2 separate regions of the Homo sapiens genome follow, and region 2 is linked to region 1. Evidence: read pairs that join two places in POLR2A ChIA-PET (ENCODE). Cell type or tissue: HepG2. All regions are shown on one strand. Links, peaks and the distances in the headings refer to the core of each region. The heading gives the core; the rest is flanking DNA.

Region 1 (2,913 bases), core at 140-2,639:
GTTTTGTTTTGCACAGAGGAAGCACTACTTCCATACATCATCTAGGAGTGGTTCATGCTAACACCAATCATTCTCTTCAATGTAAACCATCGCTGTGCTTTCTAAATTAAAGCAAGCATGCAGGCTTCAGAGGAAGGAAACGTTATCTCAGTAAGACACTGCTAATAATAACAACAACAAAAGACTCTCCTACCATATCATCCAAGTTTTTAAACACAATTTAACTGTTTCCTTCAAATAGACCAATCTGGAAGAATAATCAAAATAAAAATATGCAACCAAATTAGGGTATCTTAGTAAATGGAAAATTTGCTAAAGTATACAGATAAAACAAAAGTCATGAAAAATATACAGTAAATATCTCCTTAATAAGAATGTTTTCCCTTTCTCTGTGAAACAAACCTTAAATGTGGGGGACAAGTAATTCTTCAAGAACCAGAATTTCACAGGAGTCTTGGTATTCTTCAGCACGGATAGCATCATTATGCTGCCAAACAAAAGCAGGTAATTAATAACAGCTTTCCAATGTTATTTAACCTCAACATTATGTAGAGTCAATCACGAGACACCTAAATGCTCTTTACGGCAGAGCTAACTAATGGCTCAATTAGGCCGAGGGAGACGCTCAGTGATGGAAAATGAAAAATTGTACTTACTCCAACTTATGAAGTTATCACTAAAGAGAAGGGGCATTCCTCACCTATAAAACTACACTTAACTGACAGAGGCAAATGTTTTAATTCTGTTACACCTCTAAATAAACTGCTTCATGAACTGATATATTAGTTATGGTCCAGATGAACCCTGGAAATCGGGGTAACTGACATCACTCCCCAAAACTCCTGTCACATGACATCAGCATCTGGTGCTAAGGGAAGAATGTGTAACCACAGCGCCTCCTGCAGCCTACACAGAGGCCCTGCTTTAGAGAGGAAGGCTACCAGCTCCGGCCTCCTTACTCAGAAAACAAAACCACATTTTTGAATGGAGGAATTTAACCAAATTCGGTTGTTATTATTGTCACTATTTTAGGTAGGATATTATTTCTTGGAAATAAGAGGGCTAAAAATGAGACAAATGACATTTTGATTTTCTATACTAGATCTGTAGTGAAAAATTAAGAGTGAACAGAGCCCTGGCAATGAGAAAAGTGACTCTCAGGCCTTCCTGACAGTGCCTCTGGTGACCACTACATCAGGCAGCCCTAGCCCGTGGCCTCTTCTGGCTGTAGCTGTGTGACCTTAGACAAGTCCCTTCACACTCGGGGCCTCAGCCTGTTTATAAAACAGAAGTGTTCACATGTAAGAACTAAGCTCTCTCCTGGCTCTAAAATCCTGTGAATCTTTACAAGGCAGTGAAGTATTCCATGGTTCTGTTCTGATTCTATTCTCTATGTCAACCTCCTAATCTCTGGGTTAAGCAATGTTTGGCAGGCAGTAAACAGTACAGTCTATGAATGTGTACAGTGACGTTAAAGGGCTGCAGCCTTGTAATATCCAGAAGCACTCACTACATAGTTCAACTTCACAGAGACGGCGGGATCAAAACAAATCCAATGATAAATGGCAAGCCAGTCACAATGCTCAGAGTGCTTCAAAGACACAGGAGTATAATGAGCAGAATCCCACAAAACCTTTCCTCTCTAAATAAGAACACTGACCAATTCATTCATCATATATAATGAAATAATCAACAAGACTGACCGAAGAAATCTTTCGTAGAGATGACCAGATGCAACGGAGAAAATATTAATTATGTCATCTTTATCTTGCTTCACTTCCTCAGTCTTCTGTCCTGTAAAGCCCCTATAACAATAAGGGTAAAAAAAAGACCACTTGAAACACTCATACAGACACACGGCCTTTGAAAGTAAGAGGAAAGAGACTGCGCTTCCCATCCTTCCCTAGCGGGTGAGCTGCAGCAGGAGTGGTTATGAAGCTTCCCTCACACCCTGGAGAGACCACAAGACTGACAAAACCAACCTACAAAAAGAATGTTCACTCTCCGACAGTGTTGTTTTAGGAAGAGACTGAACACAGGCTGCACCAGAATGCAACTTACACAACGGGAAGTAAACTGAGCAGGGAGCAGTCAAATTTCCAAAGAGCAGGTACAGGCAATGAGAGTCACAAAGTATGGAGCAGAAGTAACTTCCCCACTAGGAGACATGAACCTCTTTTGGATCAATCGAGTGGAAAATACTCATCTATGCCAAATATAAGTGTGAGATGTAGCTGCACAAAGTAGAATGTGAAAGGCCCAGACAGAATCACAAGATGCAAAAAGGAGGGATGGATGGTGCTTATATCTCAGTTTTTCCTTAAAAACATAACTCTTACAATGTCAACTTACCATTTGAAGGAATCCCAAAATCCAGATTCATTCTCACTCGTTCCATCACTCAGCAAGTCTTCGTTCACCATATCTGCCTTCTTCTGAACCTGCAATCAAATGTGATAAACCTTACTCCCAGTATGTCTCACAGGCATAAAACTGCCTCTCACTGGATATACACTGTGAGCCTGTCATCAATAGGGAATTATCAATCAATTCTCTCACAAACAGGCACAACCCCACCCAGAGTCTAGAAGGATTCAATAGAAGTATCTTCGCCAGGACATTCACATCATAACCTTATGTGAGGAGACAGCAACCTCTTTTAATTAGATGAACCCCATTTTCAGCTTGCAACATAGGCAAAGAGCCGCAAACTCAACTGTGCAGTGAAACCAGAAGCACGATTCAATGAGTCAACAGCTAGTTCCAGGGAAGAGTGTGGCTGCTGGGGGCTCTAGCTGTTGGGAGGGAGGTATTTCATGTTATGACCAGTTTTCAGGATTCACTAGCACAAACAGGGGTTTCTTCTTGGCAGTACAGTGACCATTTTTCTTCTCAACAATGGATGGCCTATTT
Region 2 (2,913 bases), core at 296-2,795, 82 kb before region 1:
GGTCCCCTGACATGTAGCAGCAGCAGCAGAGAAACCTGCAGGAGTCGCTTTGTCAGATGAGGTCTTGGGTTCCAAGTGGACCACTGGCTGCTGTTTGCTCCTGTGCCTCCATTTCCTTCTCTGTGAAATGGGAAGGCTGGGCCAGGTGTGGTGGCTCACGCCTGTAATATCAGCACTTTGGGAGGCCGAGGCAGGCGGGTCATCTGAGGCCAGGAGTTCGAAACCAGCCTGGCCAACATGGCAAAACCCCACCTCTACTAAAAATATTAAAAATTAGCCAGGAGTGGTGGCGGGCACCTGTCATACCAGCTACTCGGGAGGCTGAGGCAGGAGATCACTTGAACCCAGGAGGCGGAGGTTGCAGTGAGCCAAGATCACGTCACTGCACTCCAGCCTGGCAACAGACTTCGTCTCAAAAAAATAAAAAAAAGAAATGGAAAGGCTGCTGTGAGGATCTGGCTGCATCGGGGGAGCCAGGCCTGGCCCCACACCTGCCCACAAAGGCGGACAAAACACTGACCACAAATGAGCCACCTGGGGGCTTGTTGAAAGCACGGAATCCTGGCCCCACCCACTGCCTTGCCGCTGCCCAGCAAAACCATGTGGGCCCAGCCTCTCCTGTGGGCACACCCACACACTGTCCCTCTCTCTCCCCTTTCTTTCCCCCAAAGGGCCATGACCGTTTTCCATGCAGCCCTGCCCGGCCCTGCCATCCTGCTCCCAGCCCCACGCTGAGAGGACACCTGTCTGCCTCCCTCCTGCCGGCCCTGCTCCCTGCTGCCTTTCACTGGCCTCCAGCTCTGTCTGCACCAACACTCCCAGCTCAGCCCCGGGCCTCGGGCTTCAGGGGGGACTTGGGCTCCTGGGGCAGACCCAGAGGAGGGTCTGAATTCATTCAGCACTGCCCAGACTTGCCCAAAACGTGGCCTCTTTAAAGAAACTACTTACATCCTGTTAAGCCACTCGTCCCCTAGCAGGGACAGGGCGCTCACACATGGTCCCCCTCACCCCACCTTGTAGAGGGATCATTGGTCTCGCCAGGACCGCCAGCTTCTGCCTTCAGCAGCTCCACTGCAGGGGTGTCCAGGGCGGCAGGAACTCAGAGTCTAGTCTCTTGGCTCGGGCGAGACACAGAGACCCCTTCTGGGGCCCAGTCTGTCCCCTCTAATGGATGCCCTGCCCTGAGCCCCCACCTCAGCCCCAGGTCCCCCTCGCACCCCAACCGTGTCTGAGCGCCCACTGCCGTGTCTACTGCACTGCACCCAGCCAGGCCTGCCAGACGCCCCTCGCAGGATTCCAGGTGGGCGCCACAGCCCATCTCCCAGCGCCCGGTCCCAGCAGAGGCCACAGCCATGGAGGGCTGAGGTGGGGTGTCTTCCCTTTCACCTGTGCCCCGAGACTTCCCCACCCCTTGCACCTTCTCACTGTCCCCTGCGACAGGGCGTCCTGACTGCCCTGTCCTCCCACCCTGCTCTGTGGCTCCTCGGAGCCCTGTGATTTCTATGCAAGAGGAAGCCTGGGGACTTTGGAAAACACTTTTCTTTCTCAAACAAAAAGCCAGGCATTCAAGACAAGCCTCTCCAAGACTCCAGGGAGTCAGCCTGGAGCCGTGTGGCTCAGGCTCAGGAATGCTTCTTTGTTCCCTGCGGTGCCCGCCCAGCCCCAGAAGCCGAGAAGGCCCGGGTCCCAACCCGGGGAGCACCAGGCAACGTTGCTCGTGAGGGCTGAGCGGGTGGGCCCACTGCTGCACAGCGTCCTCTCCGGGCAGCACCGCCTGATGATGCCTCAGGCACAGCAAGAGCTGGAAGGGGCCCTCGGCTCTGGGAGAAGGACTTCCAGGAGAGCTGGCTGAGCTAACAAAGGCCGCTTGTGTGACTCACGCCCTTGCTTAGGAAGCGGCCCTGCACAGCCTGGCTGCTGCTTCTGGGATCTGCCGAGAAGTGCCGCTCGGGAAGTGGCCTGAAGTCGGTCCCTTTCCAGCGGGCACTCCATGAGGGCAGGGGTTTTTCTACCTGGAAGATCTGAAACTCAGGCATCGTGGCAGAGCCTGCTAGCTGTGCCTTGGTAGTTGTTCTCCTCTCCTTCCTTAGTAGTAGAACCACTACATATCAGCGGTGACACAGCAAGCCAGAATCAAGACTACACTTCCCAGCCCCCTTTACAATGACATGTGCTGTCACTACACCCTGTGGCCAACAGTTTGCAAGAGGAAATGTTCCTTGCAGCTTTGGGAGACAATCCTGAAACAGAAGCAACTTCCTCCCTTTCTCCTACTGAATGGCTACAATGAGGATGTAATGGCTGGAGCTCAAGCAGCCATGTTGGACCATGAAGTAGATGCCATGTGGTGAGGGTGGTCGAGCAACAAGATAGGTCCTTGATGATTGTGGAACCACCCTAATAGCTTTGGGATGCCTACCTTAAGACTTTATCCATGTAAAATAGAAATAAGTGTGTTCTGGCCGGGTGCAGTGGCTCACATCTGTAATCCCAGCACTTTGGGAGGCCAAGGCAGGTGGATCACCTGAGGTCAGGAGTTAAGAACCTGACCAATATGGTAAAACCCCGTCTCTACTAAAACTACAAAAATTAGCTGGGCGTGGTAGTGGGCACCTGTAGTCCCAGCTACTCAGGAGGCTGAGGCAGGAGAATTGCTTGAACTCAGGAGGCAGAGGTTGCAGTAAGCCGAGATTGCACCACTGCACTCCAGGCTGGGTAACAGAGTGAAACTCCGTCTAAAAAAAAAAAAGAAAGAAAGAAAGAAATGTGTACCTTGTTAAGGCCACTGTTGCTTGGGGTTTCTGTCACTCTCAGCTGAACCTAATGCTAACAATGGTCCGGCCACTAAAGATCAAATTCCTGCAAAGAGCATAGCTGGAGGCTGCAGCCCATGTAACAACACCTTCTTTCCAC

Evidence for each region. Peaks named below come from ENCODE experiments on the same cell type or tissue, not always from the same donor. Only the 100,000 strongest peaks of a DNase experiment are listed, where the experiment ranks them.
Region 2: POLR2A ChIA-PET joins it to region 1 with 5 read pairs; 2 of 35 experiments call an interaction of 5 or more read pairs at or near these places.

The regions. Positions count from the first base shown.
Region 1 is chr2:128,177,360-128,180,272 of GRCh38, reverse strand. UGGT1 (UDP-glucose glycoprotein glucosyltransferase 1) reads right to left here. Exons shown (of 41, transcript NM_020120.4): 33 at 2,353-2,441; 34 at 1,704-1,805; 35 at 403-487. Among named protein-coding and RNA genes, the nearest start is that of UGGT1, 88 kb to the right of the region's middle. RefSeq lists an enhancer at 744-1,038. In HepG2, for the core only: a CTCF peak has its summit at 895 (motif pointing left); DNase peaks (open chromatin) are centred at 892, 1,462 and 1,902; H3K4me3 peaks cover 492 bases.
Region 2 is chr2:128,259,749-128,262,661 of GRCh38, reverse strand. No RefSeq gene overlaps it. Among named protein-coding and RNA genes, the nearest start is that of HS6ST1, 58 kb to the left of the region's middle. RefSeq lists enhancers at 1-89, 104-673, 1,245-1,815 and a silencer at 1,713-2,007. In HepG2, for the core only: no CTCF peak of the experiment used is centred there; a DNase peak (open chromatin) is centred at 1,851; H3K4me3 peaks cover 947 bases.